Regions from separate parts of the Homo sapiens genome. Here region 1 is linked to region 2. Evidence: read pairs that join two places in POLR2A ChIA-PET (ENCODE). Cell type or tissue: A673. All regions are shown on one strand.

What was found. ChIA-PET counts read pairs that join two places held together with the same protein. Peaks named below come from ENCODE experiments on the same cell type or tissue, not always from the same donor. Only the 100,000 strongest peaks of a DNase experiment are listed, where the experiment ranks them.
Region 1: POLR2A ChIA-PET joins it to region 2 with 19 read pairs; 3 of 35 experiments call an interaction of 5 or more read pairs at or near these places.

The regions. Positions count from the first base shown.
Region 1 is chr16:24,985,929-24,990,928 of GRCh38, forward strand. All of the region lies in intron 1 of ARHGAP17 (Rho GTPase activating protein 17), which reads right to left. Among named protein-coding and RNA genes, the nearest start is that of ARHGAP17, 27 kb to the right of the region's middle. RefSeq lists an enhancer at 2,520-3,123. In A673, no CTCF peak of the experiment used is centred here; DNase peaks (open chromatin) are centred at 943 and 2,833; H3K4me3 peaks cover 2,846 bases; H3K27ac peaks cover 4,831 bases.
Region 2 is chr16:24,868,438-24,873,437 of GRCh38, forward strand. SLC5A11 (solute carrier family 5 member 11) reads left to right here. Exons shown (of 17, transcript NM_001352248.3): 5 at 1,464-1,568; 6 at 3,723-3,782. Among named protein-coding and RNA genes, the nearest start is that of SLC5A11, 25 kb to the left of the region's middle. In A673, no CTCF peak of the experiment used is centred here; no DNase peak of the experiment used is centred here.

The DNA of each region.
Region 1 (5,000 bases), 120 kb after region 2:
CACCTCCCTTTTTATGCCTGTACATTAACCTATTCTGTGGATATACCATGTTCTACTTAACTGCACGAAAGCAAGGCAGCACCACCAAACCCTCCAGCCTCATATTCAATCTAATTGAACTGTGGACTGAAGACAGTTGAAGACCGTCAAACCTCCACATCACAAACGGTTCCTCCAAGGCTGTAGGGATCTACTTGAGCCTTCATAATAGCCAACAGTAGCAGCCATATTTGCTGGGTGCTTTCTATGCCCCAGACACTGGGCTGGCACTTACATCTACTCTAATTCTCACATCAACCCTATTGGGTAGGAACCACTATTTCCCCCATTTTACCTATAAGGAAAGTGAGGTCTTGAAAGGTAACTTGCCTAGGACCCCAGCACTAATAAGTGGGATTGTGGGATTCAAACCCAGAGGGCCTGACTAGCAAGGCCTACACTTAGTTTATCTAAACCAGGGGTCAGCAAACTATACCCGCAGGCTCAATCTAGCTCACCGCCCATTTTTTATGTTCAGAAAGCTCAGAAGAATGGTTATTTTAAAATGATTGGAAAAAAACAAAATAATAATATTTGGTAACACATGAAAATTTTATGAAATTCACATTTCAGTGTATTACAGAAGTTTCACTGGAACACAGCCAGGCTCATGCATTTGTGTGCTATCTATGGCTGCTTTTGAGCTTCAACAGCAGAACTGAGTTGTTGCGAAAGACATCACCGTATGACCTGCAGAGCTCAAAATATTTGTTATCCAGCCATTTACAGAAAATGCTGGCCAACCCCAGGTCTCTATTAGTAACTCTTGCAGGATGTGGTGCAAACCTTGATAGCTAACTTTTTAGAATCACTTTGAGGATGGGTGAGGCTGGGCTGGAGGTGTATTTTCTCTTCCTCGACATTCTGCCTCATAGGCAAGCAGCAGCTGCCAAAATGAACAGGGGTGGCTGCCTCTGATAATTCAGTCCAAATGCGGAGGCACAGCCCAGTGCTGGTGACACTGGTGACAGGAAGAAATCAGAAGTTATGTCCCTCCTGCACCTACGCACCTCCATCCACTCACCTCCTCAAAAACACTGAAGTATTTTAATCACTGTTTGCTTTCTGGTCTCTACTGATAAACATATTTCGGGACAAGACCTAAATAAACACAGTTCTCTACCCAAGAGTTCAGCAACAATAAACATTTCAGGCTTGCAGACCATACTGTCTCTATGTAATGACTCAGCTTGCCACTGCAGCACAAAAGCTGCCACAGACATTGTATAAATGAACGGACCTGGCTGTGCCCCAATAAACCTTTATTTATGGACACTGAAATGTGAATTTTGCCTAATTATCGTACGTCATGAACTACTGTTCCTCTTTTAATGTTTTCAAGTATTTAAAAATGCCAAAACCATTCTGAGCCTGCAGCAGCCGCATTTAGCCCACAGACCAGAGTTTGCTGACCCCTGATCTATGTACAAGTGAAGTCCATTTTCCCATGAAACTTCAATCCTTTTTAATCACTTCCCAAATCCAAATTCTTCTTACTCAGAAGGGGGATTTCTACGTTTTCCCAACTTGCATTTCAGAGGTTGAGAGACGCTGGCTTTTCAAGACTTTTGCCAAATTGCTCCTTTTCAATCCTTTCAGCCATTCTGGGGCCTTGAGAGCAGGGGCTCATCTTTCTACCACCAAGAGCACCCCCAACCCAAGGATGGCAAATATGTGGCCGAGGCGCCAACACTAGCATCAAACATCAATGGCTCCCACTGCCTCTGGGCTCACAGGGCTGTTGGTTTTTGGTTTACAATTTCACATGAGAGATCACTGTTCTGCTGGCTTTTACACTTGCACACTGACTGATACGTCAATTAAAATGAAAAAATGAAGCATGGAGAGAATTTTTAATGAGCTCATTTTCAATGCTAGTTACCAGGAAATATCTGACGCATTTTTGAGAAATAAGACAGACTGTGACTAATCTACCAAGGATCTGAATATTGTATGTAGGGTAACAACATAAACATTACTGCATGCAACATGATTTGTATTCACAGTGAAATTACAGAGCCCACCCAGGGCTAGGCAGTGGATTTCATTCTGCTGGGAATCTGATTTTGTGCAACACTGTCACCTCCCGTTACAAGTGTTTACAAAATCCACCTGAGCCTCTGAGCCCAGTTTGGATGCAATAGTTTGATTTCATAGTGAGCTGGAGGACTACTGAATGAGTTTTTACTGTTTTATCTCATTAGATTAGCTGTCGTCTTAGATTTCTGGGAAGGAATCTAAAATCTACTTAATTGGATTTTTAAAATAAACGACTCTCTGAAACTTTAAAAATGAAGCAATTTGTTATACCTGCCACAAAGCAGTTTAAAAGCCGTAAGAGAGTTTACAGAACTCTAAAGGGATGTTATTGGGAAAAAATTGTTCCCATGCCTAACACTGAAAAGAAAAAGGATACTTAACGGGGGGAAATGATTCAACAGAAAATATTTTGGCAATGACGTGGGAAAAATAGATCTAATAGTTCTATACTCTGCATTATTTCCCCAAATGATGGTATTTTGCCCATGTATTTACAGCTTCTCTAGGACAGGGTTATAACATTTAATTTTTACTTTAAATGACAATAAAAGCCTTCTCAATCTTAACTTAATCTTGATAATATTATTTGAATTCCAGTGACTAAGATGAACAGTTACATTTTACCCTAAATTGAATTGAGGTTTATCGTTTTCCTGCACATGTAAGCTTACCCACGCAGCGTTTTGTTCGGTCAGTTGGCTTTTTCCCCTCTGGCACATGAAATGGAATCTATTTGCTATCCCTGCTCTAACCACGTGGCCTGTCTCAAAGCTCCACCACCGATTCTTGCTTATAGCAAAATCTGAAAGAAATCTCCCTTCTGCCACCAACCACCTCAACGGCCTCTCAGGCATTCCAAGTGCCTTATTCCCCAGCCTGCTCCAGTCACTCATGGTACCTGCTTGGACCTGGAGGCAGCTGAGTTTGAGATTTTAAAACTCATTTAAGCAGGCAAAAATATGTGAGAAATATTTTGCAAAATATTGCAATGCAGACAGTACATCCACATAGAGCTACTGCCTAAGGGAAAGGAGCTCAGGAGGAGTCCAGTTTACTGCTCTGGTGAGGCAGCCAGAGGCTAGGAGGAGCTGAAAAGCCACACAAAAAGTCTAAAGCAAAAGTGCCCAAGGCCAGGCCACACAATGTCAGGGGCTCCCTCCACACCTGGGCTCTGACTCAGTGCTGTGACTGATGGCTGCTGGGGAGGTGCACAGCGTCTGAAGACAGGTTGTGCAGGCTCCCTTCCAAACTAGGTCAGCACATTTGGACTTTGACAAGCTCATCCCCATAAAAACAGGTTGTAAATGTTAAGTTCTCAGTCCAACTTACAAGGACTCATTTAGCTCACAGATTATCTAAGAGACAGCCCTGGCAGGGGCCTATTGAGTTTTCTGAGCCACTCAGAAAAATAGTAAAAATAAAAACTAGTGGAAAAAGATCTAGGAGGTAACAGTGGTTCTTAACCAGAGCTACACATGACAGTCCTGGAGGCTCTGAAAATAATACAGGTGATGCCACTTATATGAAATGGCCAGAAAACGGGAATCTATAGAGGCAGAAAGTAGATGAGTGGTTGGCTTTGGGGGTGGGGGGAATGGGGATTAACTGTAAAGAAGTATGAAGGCTCTCATTTGGGGTGACAAAAATGTTCTACAATTGGGTTGTGGTGATGGTTACACAACTCTGTAAATTTACTACAAATCATTGAGTTCTACACTTAAAATGAGACATTTTTTGAAATATGTCAGACACAGAAAGATATATACCACATGTTCTCATTCATATGTGGGAGCCAAAAAAAATAACGTCATAAAAGTAGAGAGTAGAATTGTGGTTATTAGAGGCTGGGAAGCATAGGGTGGAGGAGAGATAGGGAGAGGTTAATGGATAGGGATAAATAATTATAGCTAGATGGGAGGAATAAGTTCTAGTATTCTATAGCACTGTAGGGTGAATATGACTAACAATAACTTAGTGTGTATTTTCAAAAATCTAGAAGAGGATTTTGAATGTTCACAATACAGGCACAAACGTTCAAGGTGATGGATACGATAATTATGCTGATTTGATCATTACACATTGTAAACATATCAGAATATCACTCTATATCCCATAAATATGTACAAACATTGCAGCCAACTAAAGATAAAAGGGGAAAATGGGTAAATTTTATGATCTATAAAATATATCTCATAGGTTGGGCACAGTGGCTCATGCCTGTAATCCCGGCACTCTGGGAGGCCAAAGTGGGAGAATCACCTGAGTCCAGGAGTTCAAGACCAGCCTGGGCAAGACAGGGACACCTCCATCTATACAAAAAATAAAAAACTTAGCCAGGCATGGTGGTGCACACCTGTAGTCCCAGCTACTCAGAAGGTTGAAGTGGGAGGATTGTTTGAGCCCAGGAGGTCAAGACTTCAGTGAGCCACGATCGTGCCACTGCACTCCAGTCTGGGCATCAAAGCAAGATCTTGTCTCAAAAAAAAAAAAAATTAAAACAATTAGCTGGGCATGGTGGTGAGCACTTGTAGTCCAGCTACTTAGGAAGCTTAGGTAGGAGGGTCATTTGAGCCTGGGAAGTGGAGACTGCAGTGAGCCAAGATCACACCACTGCACTCCAGCCTGGGCAACAGAGTGAGACCATGTCCCCCACAAAAACACAAATACACACACACCCCTCATAAGGTTGTCAAAAATAATAATACTGATGCCTGGACCCCAACCTAAAACAAATGAATTAGAACCTCTGGAGGTGGGGCTTGGCTTTTTTTTTTTTTTTTTAGCTCCCCAGGCAATTCCCAAGCAAAGAGAACACTGAGAACTGCTGCAAGGAGAAGGTTCAGGTAGCAACAGCTGGCAGGTGGCAGAACGAGCAGCAGGACAGACTAGAAGGGTAGCAGCCATAATGCACTGCAGCACCA
Region 2 (5,000 bases):
AAAAAAAAAAAATTAGCCGGGCGTGGTGGCGGGCGCCTGTAGTCCCAGCTACTCGGGAGGCTGAGGCAGGAGAATGGCATGAACCTGGGGGATGGAGCTTGCGGTGAGCTGAGATCACACCACTGCACTCCAGCCTGGGAGACAGCAAGACTCCGCCTCAAAAAAAAAAAAAAAGAGACTCACACTTCCCAATTTGAAAACTTACTACAACGCTACAGTAATCAAAAGAATATGATACTGACAGAAGGATAAACATGAAATCCATGAAATAGAATTTGATAAGAAGCAGAGACAGGAAAGTCAATAAGGAGGTAAAATGGCTCTTTCACAATTCTCTCTCCTCTCTTCTCTTCCTTCACCCTTCTCCTCCTCCTTTCCTTCCTCCTCCTCCTCTTTTTCTTCTTGCTCCCTCCTTTCCCCTCCTCACTGGATCTGCCTTTTTTTTTTTTTTTGAGACGGAGTCTCTGTCGTCCAGGCTGGAGTGCAGTGGTGCAATCTCGGCTCGTTGCAACCTCCACCTCCCGGGCTCGAGCGATTCTCCTGCCTCAGCCTCCTGAATAGCTGGGATTATAGGCATGTGTCACCACGCTCAGCTAACTTTTGTATTTTTAGTGGAGACGGGGTTTCACCATGTTGGCCAGGCTGGTCTGAAACTCCTGACCTCAAGTGATCCGCCTGCCTCAGCCTCCCAAGGTGCTGGGATTACAAACGTGAGCCAGAGCGCCCGGCTGGACCTGCCTTTCTTGCAGGTCTCATTCTCCCCTGTCTCTGAACTGGCAGTGATGAGCAGCACAGGGTGAAACATGCCTCCACACCACTCCCTCACCCCCAGCACACACACACCTCACTGGTTCAATATCTCCAGTCCAAGGGACCCGCAGAGACGGTGTCCCCGTTCCAAATTCCCAGGAAAGAGAATATAATTTGCTCAGCTTGGGCCAGGTACCCAGGCCTGTCCAGCCCAATCAGTTGAGACCAGGGAGACCAGGGATTGGCATCAGCAAGTACAGCACTAGCCATTTAGTGCTATACCAAGAAGACTATCTACTTTGATAAGTAAGAAGCAGATCTGGGGGAGTAACACAGGCTTCCTGATTCTCATCATGAATCACTTTCTACATTACCTGTCACCTTCTTTCCCGACCCCCGACCCCCGCAGGGATACTGCATATAGTTGTTGAAGCTGTGCACTGCACAACCCTACAGGGTGCAATCTGCATTTTAGGCCCTGTAGTCCTGAATATTTATTCTACCAATTTCTGACAGGTGGGCTCTGACCAAGTAAGAGTCTTGGGGAAGAAGAATCTCATTCTAATGTAAACAAAAATGCCAGATAGGCTAGGGGTGGCCCTGCCTTCCTCTACTTCTCTTCTCTGTCCCTTTGGAGCATGGAAATAATTGGGGGTGGGGAGCAGGTACCCTTGACTTTGTCTCCAAGATCTGACCCGTCCATCTCCCCACAGGTGGGTGCATCCTTGTTTGCCAGCAATGTTGGAAGTGGACATTTCATTGGCCTGGCAGGGTCAGGTGCTGCTACGGGCATTTCTGTATCAGCTTATGAACTTAATGTAAGTATTTTACCTAGGGCATAGATGACATCTTACCTCTACCTAACAGGTAGATCTCAGGGGAAAGTTGTGTGAATGCCCTGCACTTTAAAAATAGAATGGTGGGGCCAGGCGCGGTGGCTCACGCCTGTAATCTCAGCACTTTGGGAGGCCAAGGCAGGTGGATCACCTAAGGTCAGGAGTTCGAGACCAGCCTGGCCAACGTGGCGAAACCCCGTCTCTACTAAAAATACAAAAAATTAGCCGAGTGTAATGGCGGGCGCCGTAATCCCAGCTACTCGGGAGGCTGAGTTAGGAGAATCATCTGAACCCGGGAGGCGGAGGTTGCAGTGAGCAGAGATTGCACTACTGCGCGCCAGCCTGGGTGACAAGAGTGAAACTCCGTCCCCCTCCCCACAAAAAAACAAAACAAAACAAAACAAAAAAAACAAAAAAAAACACACACACACACACACACACAAACCCAAAAAACACAAAAAAAAAACAATAGTGGGTTGGGCGCGATGGCTCAGGCCTGTAATCCCAGCACTTTGGGAGGCCAAGGTGGGCGGATCTTTTGAGGTCAGGAGTTTGAGACCAGCCTGGCCAACATGGTGAGACTCCATCTCTACTAAAAATACAAAAATTAGCCAGGCTTGGTGGTGCATGCCTGTAATCCTAGCTACTCAGGAGGCTGAGGCAGGAGAATCACTTGAACCTGGGAGACAGAGGCTGCAGTGAGGTGAGATTGTAACACTGCACTTCAGCCTGGGCGACAGAGTGAGACTCTGTCTCACAAAAAAAAAAAAAAAAAAAAAAAGGGTGTGTGAAGAAGAGGGCTCAGATTCCTGTCCTAGAGATGCAGAAGAAAGATGGTGAAGACTGAAGCGTATTTCTGTGTACTTTAGACGTCAATCGGCCATCACAAAAATTTTACAGCTCAGTAGTTTTTGACTTTGTTTGCTACCTCTGAGATACTCAAGGGATAAGATACACTCTCGTATATAGCAGGGCTCATTTGGGATATGATTTTTACTGGGGTCAGGGCAGGGAGGGGATTATTAATAATGATCATTGCCTTCATAATGTCCAATATTTTTGGATGCTTATTCTATGCCAGGAACAGACTTTGATATGTTCCATATGCTATCACATTATAGGATTCATTTACAAATTAGACCCACACTGCCTGGGTTTACATTCTTGCTCCAACACGTATAAACTTCAGCAGCAAGTTGCTTTTTGTGTGACCTTGGGTGGCAAGTGTTATTTCTGCTTGTTTGTTTTGTTTTGTTTTGTTTTTTGAGACAGGGTCTCGCTCTGTCGCCCAAGCTGGAGTGCAGTGGTGTGGTCATGGCTCACTGCAACCTCCACCTCTCAGGCTCAAACCATCCTCCCACTTCAGCCTCCCAAGTAGCTGGGACCACAGGTGCACGCCACCATGCCTAGCTAATTTTCATATTTTTTTGTAGAGACGGGAATTTCACTATGTTGCTCAGGTTGGTCTTAAACTCCTGGGTGCAAGCGATCCACTGGCTTCTGCCTGCCAAAGTGCTGGGATTACAGGCGTGACTCACCGCACCCAGCTGGGCAAGTTTCTTAACCTCTCTGAGCCTCATGTACATAATAGGCATATTAATGGTACCTGTTATGTAGAACCATTATGAGGGTCAAATGAATTAATGCTTGTAAAGGGTGCAGAGAGGCGCCTGGCATACAGTACTCATTAAGTATCATCTTCCTGATTTCCTTGCAACCACTTAGTGAGGCACTGATATGCCCATTTTCCAGGTGAGAAAAATGAGTCTCGGAGACCTGTGTTAACTCTTGTGGTCGTCTTTGAACCCAGATCTGCCTGCTGTCATGGTCTTGTTTTAATCACTGCTGAGGAGGGGAGGGGGCACAACTGGATGAAGTGATGACATGATGTTTAGGAGACACAGAACTAGGAAGCATCGCAAAGGCCTTCTTTTTCCACTCTCCTCTTCCTTCCCGAATCCATTCCCCATGTTAAAAAAGGAAATTTGAAGGCCAGCACAGGTGAACCACTCAGCGAGTAAGAGACTACACCAGAGGTGGAGTTCAGGCCAGGCTGCCTCAGGGCGCAGAGGGAAATCCAAATGGGTACCTTGTTGTGAGCTGGGGGCCAAGTCCTGACTGTGTTTTCTTGAGCAGGGCTTGTTTTCTGTGCTGATGTTGGCCTGGATCTTCCTACCCATCTACATTGCTGGTCAGGTGAGTCGGGGGACATTGGGATGCTGTAGAATTGAAAGATGCTTTGGGAATCTCAGCCCTGCAGTCCCTCCCTCATCCCGCCATCCCTCCCTCCTGCCCATGGTCATGTATTCGATTGCCACTCAGAGGCCCCAGTAAAGGGGAGGGATGATCCACAGGTGAGACAATGAGGAACCCAGTCCATAGCACTTCCTGCCAGTACCCAACATCCAAGGCACACAGAAGGCATTTGGAGGTTGGAAAAAATATGGACCCCAAAATTTTAAATACCAAAACACAAATGTAAAGCTCACAATCTCTTTTAAATGTTTAAATCACAACATGTTTCTGCTATATTTTTTTGAGACAGGGTCTGGCTTTGTCCCCAGGATGGAATGCAGTGGTGCAATCTTGGCTCACCTGGTCTCACCAGCCTCCCCAGCAGCTAGGACCACAGATGCAAGCCACCACACCCAGCTAATTTTTGCATTTTTTTTTTAGTAGAAAATACAAAAATCCTGCCATGTTACCCAGGCTGGTCTCGAACTCCTGGGCTCAAGTGATCTGCACACCTCAGCCTCCCAATCTGAGTAGCTGGACTTACAGGCATAAGCCACCATGCCCAGCCTATGTTTCTGCTTTTTGCTAAAAAATAAAAATAAAAGTATATAGCTTATGCCTGTAATCCTAGCACTTTGGGAGGCCAAGGCAGGCAGGTCACTTGAGCCTAGGAGTTCGAGACCAGGCTGGGCAACATGGTGAAAACCTGTCTCTACTAAAAAAATACAAAAATTAGCCAGATGTGGTGGCAGGTGCCTGTAGTCCCAGCTACTCGGGAGGCTGAAGTGGGAGAATTGCTTGAACCCAGGAGGTGGAGTAAAGTAAGCCAATATCACACTACTTAACTCCTGCCTGGGTGACAGAGTGGGACTCCGTCAGAAGGAAAGGAAAGGAAAGAAGGAAAGGAAAGGAAAGGGGAAAGGGGAAAAGGGAAAGGGAAAGGAGAAGAAGGAAGGAAGAGAGAAAGGAAGGAATGGAGAGAGGGAGGGAGGAAGGAAGGAAGGAAGGAAGGAAGGAAGGAAGGAAGGAAGGAAGGAAGGAAGGAAATAAATATAATGTACCCTGCAAGCCTTTAGAAAATCACAATGCTGGCTGGGCACAGTGGCTCAGGGCCATAATCTCAGCTCTTTGGGAGGCTGTGGTGGGAGGATTGCTTGAAGCCAGGAGTTTGAGACCAGC